Linked DNA regions of Homo sapiens: region 2 is linked to region 1. A link is a contact called in ENCODE Hi-C or POLR2A ChIA-PET data. All regions are on one chromosome and are shown on one strand. Each heading gives the region's core, a stretch centred on a gene start or an enhancer-like site at or near the end of the contact. The rest is flanking DNA. Distances are from core to core; before and after follow the strand shown. Region 1 overlaps JAK1 (Janus kinase 1). Region 2 overlaps RAVER2 (ribonucleoprotein, PTB binding 2).

Region 1 (7,676 bases), core at 3,876-6,375:
GCAGTTGCCAGAACTGCCCAAGGACATCAGGTAAAGCTTCCCACTGGCTGAAGAATTGATTGTGAGGATGGTGGTGTTTCTACATGTTCTTACACATTTCAGCTTAATTACTGCCAGGGTTTGGCTGACCTTTGCTCTCTATGAAACCCAGATCTTCCTTAGAATGTTTACTACATACACGTAGCCTAATTATAATTGTGTCTTGATTTTGGATGTTGGCTGCTAATCTCAGAAATTTGTGCTTGGGTGAAATTTCTGAGCTGAGGATGCCAATAAAATTAGTGGCCCCCAGGCCTTCTCCGTCCCCTCCTTGCCCATGGTGGACACTGTCGTCTATCACTGCATTTTTTCCTTTTGTTTTGGACCCATCTTAAAAATCCTTCTCAGTACAGTTCTGTAAGCAGCTACTACCATCCCAAGCCTGAACTCTGAACACGTTACAGTAGTTCACTACAGAGCTGTTAATTCTAATGTGAGAATTGATCAACTACTATTAAATATCTCAAGAAAATTGCATTTACTTAAAAATATCGTTTGAGATCAAGTCTCTGTGAAGGAATATTTAAGTTCTGTCCATCTATGACATCCAATAGTTTTTTTTCACCAGTGGGCTATTAGGATGGTCATAAATGAAGACAGTCTCATTTTGAAGAAGGGATTTCGTAGCTGCATTGTTTGTGATAGGCGGCGTGCGTCTTCTCATTAGGTTGCTGCTTGTTTCTCCTTGCGCTTGACCAGAGTCTAGAGCAGATCACAGCTTGCTCCTCAGTGATGCAGGGATTGAGTCGATACTGCTCAACTGCTGCTTTCTCTTTTTTCTGTGGCCTTCACTTTGGGTACTTCCTCTTTATTTTTTCATAAGCTAAATTGAAAAATGACAGTTCTTCTCTAATTCTGTTATATTACATTAATCTAAAAGAAAAATAACATTTGTTGAGGATGAATCCCAAACTTCACAATTTTCTACTGTTCTGAAGCCACTCCATGCGGCAGGGATGACCCGGGGCCAGGTGCTGTCTCAGTCCTGGGAGTAACAAGCAGATCAGTCTCCGCATTTGGCCCCCAGTGGACTTGTTCTTTGTTTCAGGGGTACTCAACGTTCTTCTTAACATTGACTCCCGTTCTAGCAGTATATCAGCTTGTTTAGATTCTGTTTGTTGTAGATACTCGCCCACTAGCACCTGGATAGGTAACTAATCTTTCAGCTTACCTGTTGATCTTTTAAATAATATATCTGATTCATATTCACATGGCAAACACTAAGTCTTTTGTATTAATTAGCTTTAGTATGTCTTTCTCTCTCTCTCTCTCACTCTCTCTCTCTCTCTCTTTTTTGTGGGGGTGCTTGGGGGGACGGAGTTTTGCTGTTGTTGCCCAGGCTGAAGTACAATGGCATGATCTTGGCTCACCGCAACTTTGGCCTCCCAGGTTCAAGCGATTCTCCTGCCTCAGCCTCCTGAGTAGCTGGGATTACAGGCATGTGCCACCATACCTGGCTACTTTTATATTTTTAGTACAGATGGGGTTTCTCCATGTTGGTCAAGCTGGTCTCTCACTCCCGACCTCAGATGATCCGCCCGCCTCGGCCTCCCAAAGTGCTGGGATTACAGGCGTGAGCCACCGCCCCCAGCCTTTCTTTCTCATTTTTAAAATAAAAAATGTGATCTGTTTAGAAAAGTTATAAATCAGACATGCAAATAGAACATACAAAGCATTTCTCATCACACAAAATGACAATTGCTCCTAACACCTTGCAGACCATTTTCTAACTGATGCTCAATCCTAGTAACAGTGTGTAGATGTGAGTACTAATGTGCACAAGAATGGTGAAGCTAGCAAGCAAAAATGTAGATGCCCTGCCTTGGTGACCCAGAAAATTGGGCAATACTTGTAGCAATTCCCATTTCAGTGAAATCTGTGGAGCATGTGCTTTGCTTTTCTTTCCCAGTTTCTATTCACCTGCATCTCCTTATGATGGTCATCTTCAGTGCTAACTCCATCTAACGTCCTCTGGGAATAGATCTCCCTTTCCCATTTGGCAACATGTGGATTCATGGACTTAGATTTGTTTCTAAACTATTTTCTCCTAACCTGTACATGAAAAGGAGATGTACTTTTCTACTGTCTTTTAGCTACAAGCGATATATTCCAGAAACATTGAATAAGTCCATCAGACAGAGGAACCTTCTCACCAGGATGCGGATAAATAATGTTTTCAAGGATTTCCTAAAGGAATTTAACAACAAGACCATTTGTGACAGCAGCGTGTCCACGCATGACCTGAAGGTGAAATACTTGGCTACCTTGGAAACTTTGACAAAACATTACGGTGCTGAAATATTTGAGACTTCCATGTTACTGATTTCATCAGAAAATGAGATGAATTGGTTTCATTCGAATGACGGTGGAAACGTTCTCTACTACGAAGTGATGGTGACTGGGAATCTTGGAATCCAGTGGAGGCATAAACCAAATGTAAGTGGCTGTTGGCAGTCGATCAAAGAGAACATTCCCGTGTCACATAGCGTATGCTGTTTATCCTTCTGGAGTCATCTGTCTGCATGTCCATCACTCCCATAGGCTGAGTTTATTTAGGAGACCATGTATCATTCATATTTTATTTCATCCCTGTAGCACAAGGTCTAAATAAGTATTTATTGAGTTATGTAGAGAAATATAACAACATGTATAATACGTAGTAGTATAATAATAATAGCAGATAGTTCCTGAGTGTTTACCATGTGCCAAGTACTTTTCTAAGTATTTTATAAGTATTAACTCATTTATTTCTAAAAATAAAAAAACCTTTGAGGGAAGTATTGCTATTATCTCCATTTTACGGATGAATACAAAGAGGCACAGAGAAGTTAAGAAATTTGCCCAAGGTCATAACTAATAAGCATTTGTGCCAAGAATTGAACTTAGGCCTCTGGCTCCGTGAAATTGACTAATTGATTTTGCTTTATGGGAGCTTCTTTATGAGATATTTATTGGATGAAGAAATAGAGCAGAGTGGCTTAAGAGCATGGGTTTTAGACCCACGTCGACGGGGTTCAGATCCTAGCTTCATGACTTATATGGCCTTAGGAGAGTTATTTCACCTTTATCAGCAGCTAAAAATTACTCCTCTGTTAAATGGAGGTACCTACTGTCTAACTCATAAGGTTGTGAAGAAACTAAACGGCATTTAGCACAAAGCCTGGCAATACAATAAATGTTGAATAAATTATTATAGCCGTTACAATTATTATTACTGTAATTAATAATATTAAAGTAAATGTGGGTGGGTGCAGTGGCTCACACCTGTAACCCCAGCACTTTGGGAGGCTGAGGCAGGCAGATCACTTGAGCCGAGGAGTTTGAGCCTAGCCTGGGCAACATGGTGAAACCCTATCTTTACAAAATATACCAAAATTAGCAGGATGTGGTGGCACGTGCCTGTGGTCCTAGCTACTTGGGAGGCTGAGTTGGGAGGATCGCCTGAGCCTGGGAGGTCAAGGCTACAGTGAGCCATGACCTTGCCACTGTGCTCCAGCCTGGGTGACAGCAAGACACTGTCTCAAAAAATTAAATAAATGAATAAAATATGAGACTCATTTTCTCCTCCTGTTTTATTCTCATGCTAAAACAATAATGCTTGATACTTACTGAGGGTTTTCTGTATAATAGGTATTATACTATGTTAGTTAGCACTTGTCTAATCTCAGAGAACCCTGTGAAGATGTAAGCTATTTCATGAATAAGGAAAATGAGGCTCAAAGAGATGATGTAACTAGTTAAGTAATTGGCAGAGGCAGGAACTTAACCTAGATCTCTGGTCTCCAGGGCTCATGCGACACAAAATATTTTCACTTGTGCAGATATATATTATTCAGTGTGTAGATTATTTCAAGCATGAAATTCGTGTCTTCTCTGGAAAATCCCGACTTGAGTACTGTTACAAAGTCAAGACGATTGGTGATAGGAGAAAGCTCATGTTCAGCTCAGTGGTAACTGGGAAGAGTATGTTATCTGTTTGTGTCAGAGCATGTGTAGTAGTCTGGAAGTGAGGAGACCTGAATGTAGATGCATGTCTAGTGAGCAGTGATTTCCCTTTCTGAGTTTCCGTGCACATTGCGTATTATATAGTTTAGACAGTGTGCTCATTAAGGTCTCTTCCAGATATGAAAGCCCAGGATTCCCTGATACAACCCAGTTCTTTGGTCCTAACCCTGCAGGTGCCAACTCCCCCAATCCTGCAAGTCCAGAAGAGCTGGCTTTCTCTTCCTTGGACCTAGGCCCTGCATAGGTTTCCCAGCAGCACTGACCTTTTACCAATAGAAAATGAAGAAAGCAACTTAACCCTGTCCCTTTTATGTATCTTATCAGGTTGTTTCTGTTGAAAAGGAAAAAAATAAACTGAAGCGGAAAAAACTGGAAAATAAACACAAGAAGGATGAGGAGAAAAACAAGATCCGGGAAGAGTGGAACAATTTTTCTTACTTCCCTGAAATCACTCACATTGTAATAAAGGAGTCTGTGGTCAGCATTAACAAGCAGGACAACAAGAAAATGGTAAGTTTGTCCCAGAAGCTCTTAAGTCTGGATCTGGTGATGAGAGGGAGAATTGCTGAGTTCCGTTCTGCAGCACATGATTTTCAGAGTTCCTGTCCTAAAGAGAAAACAGGATTTTCTTATTGAAGCCAAAAAGTTCCTATTACCAAGGCATTCTCAGTGTTTTAAAGTTACACCGATACATTCCAGTGCCTTTCTTTGGTCTCAGAAATGTGAATCTGCCTTAGGATTTGCTTCCCTCCCAAATACACCTCAGCATCAATATTTAATTCACAAAGCTAGTGGATTTGAAGGAAAAGAAAACCAGCGAATGTCAGTGTTTCCTCCCAAGGGTTCTGGCACGGCCTCTCTGCTGAGCTGAAGTGCAAAGCAGGAAGCCCCACGTTGCCCTCAGGCGAGCCTCGGCCACAGTGGCAGTCATCGATATGGTGTCAGGCACACCCCAGTGACTCTCGGACAGAGGAAAGGGTGTTTAATCTCACTTCCTCTTTTTTGGTATCACTTGAGGACATAATCTAAACAAGCAGGAAGTGGGAACTCTGCCAAAATAAACCTGTTTGTGTCAGGGGAAGTCACAGCCAACAACATGCAGAGAGAGCGGCTGGTGAGACAGCTAGCACTCTTAAGGTGAGTGGAGCCAACACCAGGAAAGGCCACATTCTGCCAAAATGTGGCAGATACTGTGTCACAATGATAACGCTCAGTGCTGAGGAAGAGCCTGGTGATACGGTTTAGGGCAGACAGTCACTCTCTTGTATTCAGAATAACTTGTCTTTCTGATATAACCTTTTGGAAAACAGTTTGGTAACCTGTTAAAAGCCTTGAAAATATTTATATATCCCTCTGTTCAGGAATCTAGAGAATGAATCTATCTTCCAGAAACAATGTGAGAGGCAGGTTATGGTTTATGAATAAGAATATTCATTCCAGTAGTAATTAAAGTGTCAAAATTCTGAAAATAACTTAAATATACAATAATAGGAGAATAGGAAAATAAATCACAATTTGCCTGAGAAGCAGAATATTAGAAAATCAGGTTGCTGAATTTTTTAATGACCTGGAAAAAAGGTCAGGGGAAAAAGCAGGATATAAAACTTTACCTATAGAATGGGACCAGTTTTGTTCAAAATATCAATAGGTATGCATGTATATACACATGCTCTTAGAAAAATAAATATTAACAGCTACTTATTTATGGTGGCATTATGAGTGGTTTTAATTTTCTTATTCTCCCCTCCTTTTTTTTTAAACAAAAAACTTACATTAATTTTATTAGAAAAATATAGTAAAAACAAAGTGAAGAGGGAGAAGTAGAAGAGCTCAGATGGATGTTAATGGAAAGATGCGAAATGGAGGGAGAAAAGAAGAAGTGCTGTTGATGGAGCACATCCTGGATATCAGGCCCCGTGTTATATGCTGCATCCTGGATATTAGGCCCCGTGTCATATGCTGCATCCTGGATATTAGGCCCCGTGTCATATGCTGCATCCTGGATATTAGGCCCCGTGTCATATGCTGCATCCTGGATTTTAGGCCCCGTGTCATATGCTGCATCCTGGATATTAGGCCCCCTGTCATATGCTGCATCCTGGATATTAGGCCCCGTGTCATATGCTGCATCCTGGATATTAGGCCCCGTGTTATATGCTGCATCCTGGGTATTAGGCCCCGTGTTATATGCTGCATCGTGGGTATTAGGCCCTGTGTTATATGCTGCATCCTGGGTATTAGGCCCCCTGTTATATGCTGCATCCTGGATATTAGGCCCCGTGTCACATGCTGCATCCTGGATATTAGGCCCCGTGTTATATGCTGTGCCTGTATCTTGGTCTGTCTTAGTCCTTGTAAGAACCTTAGGGGACTGAGCATCAGCTCTACTTGAAATGAGGAATCTGAGACTAATCAAGAGGCATGGGATCTTGCACAGGGTCACTCAGTGAGAAAGTGGCAGGCACTTGCCCAGCTCTGTCTGGTTCCTGCCTGTGCATTTTGCCTGTGTTGCTTTGGCTTCTAAGGCGTTATCATCCCCCAGAGACCCCGAAGGGAGTGAGGGAGAGGCTGACATGTCCATGATCTGGCTCTTCAACGTGGTGTATGCCTGGTGCACATTTTATGAGCCTGCCCCATCCTGTCCTGTCCTGGTTGACACAGTCAAGTCTAGCACCAACACAAGTTGGTGCACCCATCATCTAAGTCAGAGCTCACCCTGGCCACATGGGCCAATGACTCTATGCCAAGCCACAGTGCTGTGGAGGGAGCAGGAGGAGGGCAGGAAGAAAGAAATACTTGATTCCTCCATTAGTTTGTTTTTCTTTACCACGCTAGCCCTTACTGTGTGTCAGGTACTTCCTATTCTGAGCACTTCACAAATACCACCTATTTTAATTTTCATGTCAACCCTATGGGTGAGTATGATAAGGGGAAACTGAGGCACGAAGAGGTTAAGTAACCTGTCCAAGGTCACAGAGCTGTTAGGTTAAAGCATTTGAAATTGCCAATATTTGACCATTTTGACCTATAAAAATGATGATTCCATATGCATAACCCTACTAGCAGGTGGAGAGGCTGCGATTTGAACCCAGAGCAGCTGGCTCTAGAGCCTGAGCTGAGGGTTGACCACTGCTCCATGCTGCCAGTTTAGAATCTCATGCCCTCGTTGTCCCCTCCCAGCCATGGGATTCCCAAGCCCTTTAATCAGGCAGTGCTTTGAAGAAACCCTGATACCAGCATGTTGTCAAGTCAGACCTTCATGTATCACTTCTCTCTACATCTCCTTGGCATCCCTCATTTCTGTTTAGACTCCTGTTCTCAGGAAATGTAAGTGCAGATGTGGTCTTACTTATCATGTGGCTGGGTGAGGGGCTGCCCAGGCCAGCCTGCCCCTTGTTCAGAGCATCTTGAATTTGCTCTTCAGGGATATCCGCAGGTGGGTGCCTGGTCACACCCGCAAGGCAGTGTGCTCAGTGTGGTTTCTTTTTTCTGAAGTGCCATTCCTATGGTGACCCTGCCCTCTCCAGGCCTCCTTCCTCATAGCCCCAGGCATGCTTCCTTCGGCATTACAGCTGCACTAGGCCCCTGACCTCCCTCCTGCCGAGTGGCTTGTCTCCCCTGCTCCTTTTTCC
Region 2 (7,676 bases), core at 2,895-5,394, 35 kb after region 1:
GGAGGAAGGGGTGGGTTACGGTCCTTACTACTAACAAACAAACAAACACCACTTGATTTGCACTTCTTCACTGTTGTGCCCAGTGATTGATAACGGGGCACAGGCCAGTATGGATGGCATGTCCACTGTGCTGTAGTCCAGACACCTTTGTTTGTTTGTTTTAGTTCCTTCAACCTCTTCCTGCTTTGACTGACTGACTTTTTGCAGCTCTGTTGCAAAATTCACCATCTTTCCTTTCTTCTGTTTGTTTGTTTGTTTGTACTATAGTGGAGGTGTGACTAAGCATTGAAGAGGCTGAATGCAACAGGAAAATGGGAAAGAGAAGTGCAGGGCCTGAAAAACCCATTAGTCATCTGCTATATCACTGAATGATGCCTAATTCTTATCAGTTACTTATAGGTAGTATACTTAGAAATTACCTTAAACTTTCTAGCTGTCAGTCATTTTCCAACAGAAGCTAGTATATGCAATAAATTAGACCAAGTGAAATTCTTTACAAAGCATACAACATATGTACCAATTCTAGACTTCATAATTAAAACAGGATATCCACATCATAGTTAAAAATAACAAGTCCCCAAAGTGACGAGATATTTAATGATCTGATTTCAAAAAGCCCCGGATTGAGATCCCAAATTCCCTATCAATTAATTACAGTCTTATAACATAAACAAACTTAGAAATTTCTAGATGGCAAAAGGTTTCTCATGCATTTAATACCAAGGTCTTCAAGAAATGGTGATGTCAAAAGTCATCATAGTCCATAAAGATAAAACTTCTTTCACAAGTAAATTGGGTTAAATAACTGATTTTTCACCCTAACACACTATCAAAAAGAGTGAGAGAGAAAGCAGAGAGTGAGGTATAGCTTATTAGCTCAAAATGGTTATAAATACTGTGACTCCTTAAGACTCCATCAGAAAGTGCAGTATTGACTGCTTTACTATACTATATTGTGGAAATAATAGGGCATTTAGTGATCAAAATAGGCCCCATTCTAGTCATTAGATCATTACTAGTCTACGCTATGAAATGAGCACAGAAACCCATGTTCCTTTCCACTTACAAGTCTGTCTAAAGGCTAAAGGTCTGTCTTTAGGTGAATTGAAAGGAATAGTTGCTATTAGAATTAGTGCTATTAGATCAGGGATCAGCAAACTATATATAAATGGCCAGATACTTGAAATTTTAGGCCATATGGTCTTTGTAGGCCATACAGTCTCTGTTGAAGCTAATCAGTTCTGCCCTTGTAGCGTAAGAGTGCCACAGACAACACGTAAATGAATGAGCATGGCAACGTCCCAATAAAAGTTTATTTATGGACACTGAAATCTGAATTTCATATAAATTTCATGTCATAAGTTTTCTTTTTTCCTCCAACCATTTAAAAATGTAAACATTAGTCTTAGCTTGCAGGCAGCACAAAAGCGGGTGGTAGACCAAATGTGGACCCAGGGTGTAGTTTGCCAAACCCTTTTATTAGATCACCAAAGTTACTTTTCTTAAAATACCTTCTATTTTTCACAGAAGGTATAAATGGTAAACAACATCTTAAAGCATCGGTAGTAGTGGATACCTTGGATATCACTGTCACTCTCTTACCGGGTTTAATTTTGCATGGCTGGTGTGGGCGTAATTGAGTGTGCATGTAGAGCATCTTTATAATATTACCATCAGCACATTTGGTACTTGCACCCTTGTAGTTCTAGGAAAAGTCCTAAAAATCTATAAATGCAATTACTTCTAGGGAAAGTAAATTGAAATGCACATTGGCTTATAAGAAACTCATTCTTCTAAGGCTCAGGAAACAACACTGTTTCCCATTTATTGCTTCAAACTTCTTTTATATATGGTGTCAGAATTATTCCCAGTCCTAAATCAAGGAATATTGGAACATTGTTAGTTTCTCCAATGGATTGTAAGTTAGCACACTGATTAAGATGCATCTGACTCTAGTGGAAAATGTCCTCAATTGATGTCTCTTCTTATTGCTATTTTTTATTTGGCATTTCTGCCTGCTGCACAACACAGTTCCTTCTGGGAAACTATAAACCCGTATTTAAAGGATATGGCTAGTTTGAATGAAGTTAAGGCAGCGATGAACAGCAGAGATACTGCAGAGAACCTTAGGGGGTTATTAGGAGAGAGCTTAACTCAGTATACTCGCTTCTTTTTTAAGTAAGTTTCCATGTAATATGCTCCTGTGCCCTGAGAATGCTGGTCAACACATTCCACTGAACCACCTTCTGGGGCAGAGATGAGATATGATGAGCCTCGCTTTTCATTTCTTAAAGATGACACCTATGAGAAAATAAAATTGCAGCTAGTTTTAAAATCTAAAGTTGGCTTATTCATTAAAGATATTTATAAGAAAAGCATTCCACTTTGACTTGGTGAATATAGAATAACAGGATAAATACCCAAACTATCAAAAAATACACAAACCCCTTTGTTAAATAAGACTTTTAAATTTCTGTATCAACATCGCCTTTGGAATTTCTGCAAGACACAAACCAGTCTCAGCACCTTCACTCCCAACCCCAACTTTTTGGGAAAAGAAAAAATTAGAGCACTGCATGCAGCTGCTTCTGCTGATCACAGCTAGTTAAACCCACGGACTCAGAATATCAACACCGAATGTCAGTATTCCTCTGAAGGAGGAGTGGCTAAGACATCAAGCTGCATATTGAATTAGATGTTAAGTGTGCCTGGTGACAAGAGGAGTGGTGAGAGAATAAATCAATAGGTGTAGAAACTGACAAATGACATCAAAGAAAACAACATGAAACATTCTAGAGAGCAATGGGAAACTCAGAGCTTTGGTCTCCACAATAATCGCCTGGCGAGCATATTAAAATGCAGGTTTTCAGGCACCATCCCAGAGATTCTGACCTGAAAGTGGGCCACATGTCCTCACAAGTGGTCACAGTGATCAGCACAGTAAATCAGATGGTGTAGCACTGCTCAGCTTAATGCCTCTTAGTTTCAGCTTTTACAAAAATAAGTGCAGCAAGCTTTTATCAATGCAGAATTATGTGACTTAATATGCAAGAACTTAGAAATGACTGATGAGTAAAGCTTCCAGTAACACACAGGAGCCTTCTCACGTTGCAATTAAAACTGCAATTGTTTTTGAACCAACAACGGTCACAATTTTTAAAAGTGCAGCCAGCCTCAGAGGGAACAGATGATAGGTCTCTCTCAACTCCTTGCTAAAGTAGTTCTCAGTGGTCCATGTTAGAGGGATGACAAGACTGAAAGAACGCTGCGTCCTCTGGTATCTCATTTCAAAGTGGCTTACTGTGGGGACAGACCAATACAAAGCGTCTTCACACAAGCCCAGTGTAAAGGAATGTTTCACAGAGTGAAGCTGATGGGCAAAGAATCTGGCTTGAATTTCTGCCTCGACATTTTTTTCCTGGTAGTAAAGTATGTCTGGGGTTTGTGCTAGAATGTTAGAAGGGAAGCAGGTGAGAGGGTAGATGAAAGGAGACCTGCCGTAAGTTGATAGTTGTCAAAGCTGAGTTGATGGTGACGAGGGGTTCAGCCCTAGAGAAGGGCTGCTGCACCAAACAGCTTGCTCACCTCTTAGGTGGAGCCTCTGCCCCAAAAACCCTTCCTCCCAGTCTCCAGCCTCTTGGTTATTCTCTCCAGCTGCCTTCTTCATTAGGGCCCCTTCGCTGGTAGGTGATCTTTCTGAATGTTGGACCCCAGCCACTAACACCATCAGACCTTACTTCAGGTATAAAGAACTCTTTTTAGCAGCTTTCCTCCTCTTAGAAGTCATCAGTCCATTCTACAAGTGAGATTTTCCAAAGACTGGGGGAGGGAAGCAGACTGCTCACTCTGGGATCTGGGATGCTCCTGCTCTTCTCACCCACCTTCCCCAATTCTTCTTGCCATGTAGTTATCTATTCTTTCATGTCTTGGCATGCAGCAAAGCAACAGCCTGGGTTTCTGTCTTTCTATACCATCTTCACTGTCAGAAGCCAGATAGGAAATTTATTACATTCTTTTATTCAAAGGGCTTCCCAATGGTGCTAACACCATTCACAGTGAGAACCAACTGAGACCTATGAAATCAGCAAAAAACTTCACTGAGCAGCACAGGAAAATATTAGAACAGGAAATGAAAGTGGGTGTCACTCATCTTACAATAAAGACAAAGCCTGCAAACATTACGTTGAGTAAAATAAGACATTCAAAAAGAGACAGACATGGTATGATTACACCAATGTGAGATATAAAAGTTAGTCCCAGTTATAAAAACAGAAAGTCAAATGATGTTCTCTTCAGGAGCTGAGGAGAAGAGGGGGAAAAGTGCAGTTTATTAATTATCAGATTTTACTTTTGTAAAATGAAAATCTAGAGATCTGTTGCAAAATAATGTAAATATACTGAACATTACTAAACTATACACTTAAATATTTAATAGTAATTTTATGTTTTTATCACAATTAAAAATTTAAACCTTAAAAAAAAAAAAGAAAACGGGTTTCACTGTAGCCCATGTGATACTGGGAGAAAGGTAATTCTTCTGATACGCCCTATCAAAGATATCTAACTTCTAGTGTAAGGACTGGTGAATGGGGAATGATGATTTAAAATTTTGAAAGAAAGCTCAGTGCTCTGGGAGAAATAAATTCCTACATAAGAACCACAACCACAACCACAACAAAACACAAAAGAGGGAAAGAATATAAAGTTAGCAAATATTTTTCCTTCTATTTTGTATTTGTAGGATCTAGACATCCATTCCTTCATAAGTGGTCTATTGCGGGCACTGGGCTTGTGTGCTATGAGGTTTACCTGGATGAATGAAACTTGGACTATGCCCTCCCACAGCTCATATCCTAGGAGGGGAAGGAAGAGGAATGCAAAACATAATTCTAAAAGGGGACTGTCACTTTGACAAAAGAGAAATAGAAGTGAAGTGCTAAAGCTTTTTCCAGACAAGGAAAATGGGCGGGGGGTGGGGGGGGTGGGTTTGAAAGGTACAGGCACTGGTTTCATGGATAAGATAGCATCTGAGTTAGGATTTGGAGATGAGGTCAGATATGGACATGAGGAGATAGGTGGTGACCCTTCCAGGAGAAAGGCAGGGCCTGTGCAAAGGCAGATGGCAAAAAAGCCAGGCCTGTGATGGTAGCAGCTGGCAGGCAGAAGAGGGCAGTGGCAAATGAGGTTGAAAAATGAAGCTGGCCTCAGTCATGGAGGGCTGGAACGCCAGGCTAAGGACTGTAAACAGGACCATACCCTTGATCTTGGAATATGGCAAGATTAATAAGCAGCTCTGTAAAAAGTATGGCAATGAAGGAGACAGGCATTATTAAGTCTCACCAGGAGGCTATTGAACTTGTCCCTATTAGATACTTGCATGTGAGCAAACACACAGATTATATGTGATTTAAGACTTGATTTAAAATGTAGCATGAAACTTACAGATGAGACAGAACAAAGTGGTATATTTAGAAAATCTGAAAACAATTTTGATGAGCATTTATGCTTTGAATACCAAACAAAAGGAAGACCTTTAGAGAAGCTATAATATTCTAGTTTTACATGTCTAATATTCAGGTGGAAATCAAACACAATAGTCATTTTAGAGGACTTCATCTTTAGCAGGGTCTTTTTTAGGGTTGGCTGAAACCACTCTATGAATAGTTTGCACCCAGTGGTTCCATTCTGTACTTTGGAACTACAATCCAAGTCTAATACTTCCTTATCAGAATGGGCATAACTTCAACGGAGGCCCCTCACCCTCATGCCCCTGGGCAATCCTACTATATCCCCACCCTACCCTGCCCACTGATCTCCACTCCCCTAAGTGACTATTGCAAGCCTTCTCTTTTCTCGAAGCTCCAACAGTACACCCTCATCTTCACTCTCAGCTGATGCTTTGCTTTCTATTTCACCAAGAAAACAAAATCGAAAGAGAAATCTTAAGACGCACAGTGACTAACCCCTGGTGTCTTTACTTACCCTCACTTCCTTGGTGATCTCATCCAATTTCATGCAATTCACAATTATAGCGATTTACAGGAATGCGATGGTTCTCAAATATGTACCTCTAGAGGCCCATAACTCTCCCCTCACCTCCAGACTTGTATAATGAACACCAATAAAGGAACATCTTCACTTAGGGATCTTATGTCTAAAACGTACCCATAAAACTTGCTCCACCCACACAGTCTTACCCATCTCAATCAATAACAAATTCATTTTTCTAGGCCAAAACTCTTGGGGACTTGGCTCCTCTCTTACCCTCGTATACCCCACTGACTCCAGCTTCCAAAAATGTCTCCAGTCCAGCCACATGTCACTGCCTCTGTTGCTTCCAGGCTTGTCCAAGTCAGCATTTTTACTTGGATTGTACCACAGCAGCTCCCTAACTGACCCTGCTATGTTCTACATTCATTATTTAACACAGCAGCTAGGCATGTTAAACTATAAATACAGTCAATTATCCCTCTACTCAAAGCATCCCAGTGGCTTTCTATCTTAGAGTAAAAGCCAAAGTCCTTACAAGGGCCTAAAAGGTCCTAAATTGTCTGTGCCCTCTGCCTCCCCGACCCCACTGTGACATCATCTCCTATTCTCCACTTTGCTCCCTCTTCTTCTGCCCTAAAGGTTGCTTGCTGTTCCTTTAACAGACCAAGCATGTTTCTGCCTCAGTACCTTTGCACTTGCTGTTCCCTGTCCCTGGAATGTACTTTACATAGATATTCATGTGGCATACTCCCTAAAGTTCTGGTCTTTGCCCAAGAATCAGTTTTACTATGAACCCTTCCTTGACCACGTATTTAAACTCCAAGACTTCCCAGACACTCTTTAGCCTCCATCTTATTTTCTCTGCAGCGATCACTATTCCTTTTACTAATTTTTTCCCCTAAATGTAAGTTCCATTCTTATAAGGATTTTGATGTTTTGTTCATTGCCATATCCCTAGTGCCTAGAACAGTCCTGTCATATAGTAGACATTCAGTATATACTGGTTGAATGAGTAAATGAATACCTTTCAAAAAATATTTTCTAAGCATCCATTCCCAGCTCCTTCAGCAAATAGTCATGGGCCATGGTCTCTGACACTCTGACATGGAAAAACTGAACACCGTAATCTACTAGAGCCTACCAAAGCAAAGGTTAATGTGCTTCTCGCTTTGGGCACCTGCCCTCTCGTTAGAATTTCAAATTAGTTGGCTCTTTTAAATGTTGCTCACCAATCCAATCTTTTGCACACATCTACTATGAAACCCATTCTCTATGCAGTCGCTATTTTATTCTTGGATTTTAAAAAGTTAATTTTCTTTTATTAAAGCAAATCTTTTTATTTTCATGTAAATGTAGACTTTCTTTTATCCCATTGATTTCCAAGTGAATGTAGAAACAGAATGTCACAATATCATTTGTTGACTGCCAGTTTTTAATACAATGTATCTTAAGCTCAATTTTTAAGCTCATGTCAATAATTGAACTGGTGGCTAGTTTTCAAAGCCATCGTAAGAATTGGGGAAAGGGGAATCTTGACTATCCCTCAGAAGATTCCTTTGGGATATGTTAATGTCAACAGTGAATTCCATTAGGCTCATCTGCTATCAGTCCAATTAAAGATATTTATTATTGTTGTTCTTCTGAAAAGAATATAAGCATCTAGCAGGTAGCCCTTTAAATACAAA

Evidence for each region. A loop is a pair of places that touch in the nucleus more often than their neighbours do. ChIA-PET counts read pairs that join two places held with the same protein, here RNA polymerase II (POLR2A). Pooled maps may share reads with other maps.
Region 2: a loop to region 1 is called in a map of CD4-positive, alpha-beta memory T cell, with 3 times the contacts of the local background. The contact joins two enhancer-like sites. A Hi-C loop is called at or near these places in 3 of 168 maps with a recorded cell type or tissue (CD4-positive, alpha-beta memory T cell, CD8-positive, alpha-beta T cell and endothelial cell of umbilical vein) and 6 of 50 pooled maps. POLR2A ChIA-PET finds 5 or more read pairs at or near these places in 6 of 52 experiments (CD4-positive, alpha-beta T cell, CD4-positive, alpha-beta memory T cell, activated B cell and 3 more).

What each region holds. Positions count from the first base shown.
Region 1 is chr1:64,861,665-64,869,340 of GRCh38, reverse strand. JAK1 (Janus kinase 1) reads left to right here. Exons shown (of 25, transcript NM_002227.4): 6 at 1-30; 7 at 2,133-2,475; 8 at 4,369-4,554. Among named protein-coding and RNA genes, the nearest start is that of JAK1, 100 kb to the left of the region's middle. RefSeq lists an enhancer at 7,650-7,676. Within about 2 kb of position 5,125, at least 27 of the 41 ENCODE cell types and tissues checked have a DNase peak (open chromatin) inside an H3K27ac peak, as active enhancers do; they include CD4-positive, alpha-beta T cell and CD8-positive, alpha-beta T cell, where a contact is called at or near this core.
Region 2 is chr1:64,825,464-64,833,139 of GRCh38, reverse strand. It overlaps RAVER2 (ribonucleoprotein, PTB binding 2), which reads right to left. Exons shown (of 12, transcript NM_001366165.2): 12 at 1-2,301. The coding sequence ends at 2,155. Among named protein-coding and RNA genes, the nearest start is that of RAVER2, 84 kb to the right of the region's middle. RefSeq lists an enhancer at 5,830-6,009. Within about 2 kb of position 4,144, at least 5 of the 41 ENCODE cell types and tissues checked have a DNase peak (open chromatin) inside an H3K27ac peak, as active enhancers do; they include CD4-positive, alpha-beta T cell and CD8-positive, alpha-beta T cell, where a contact is called at or near this core.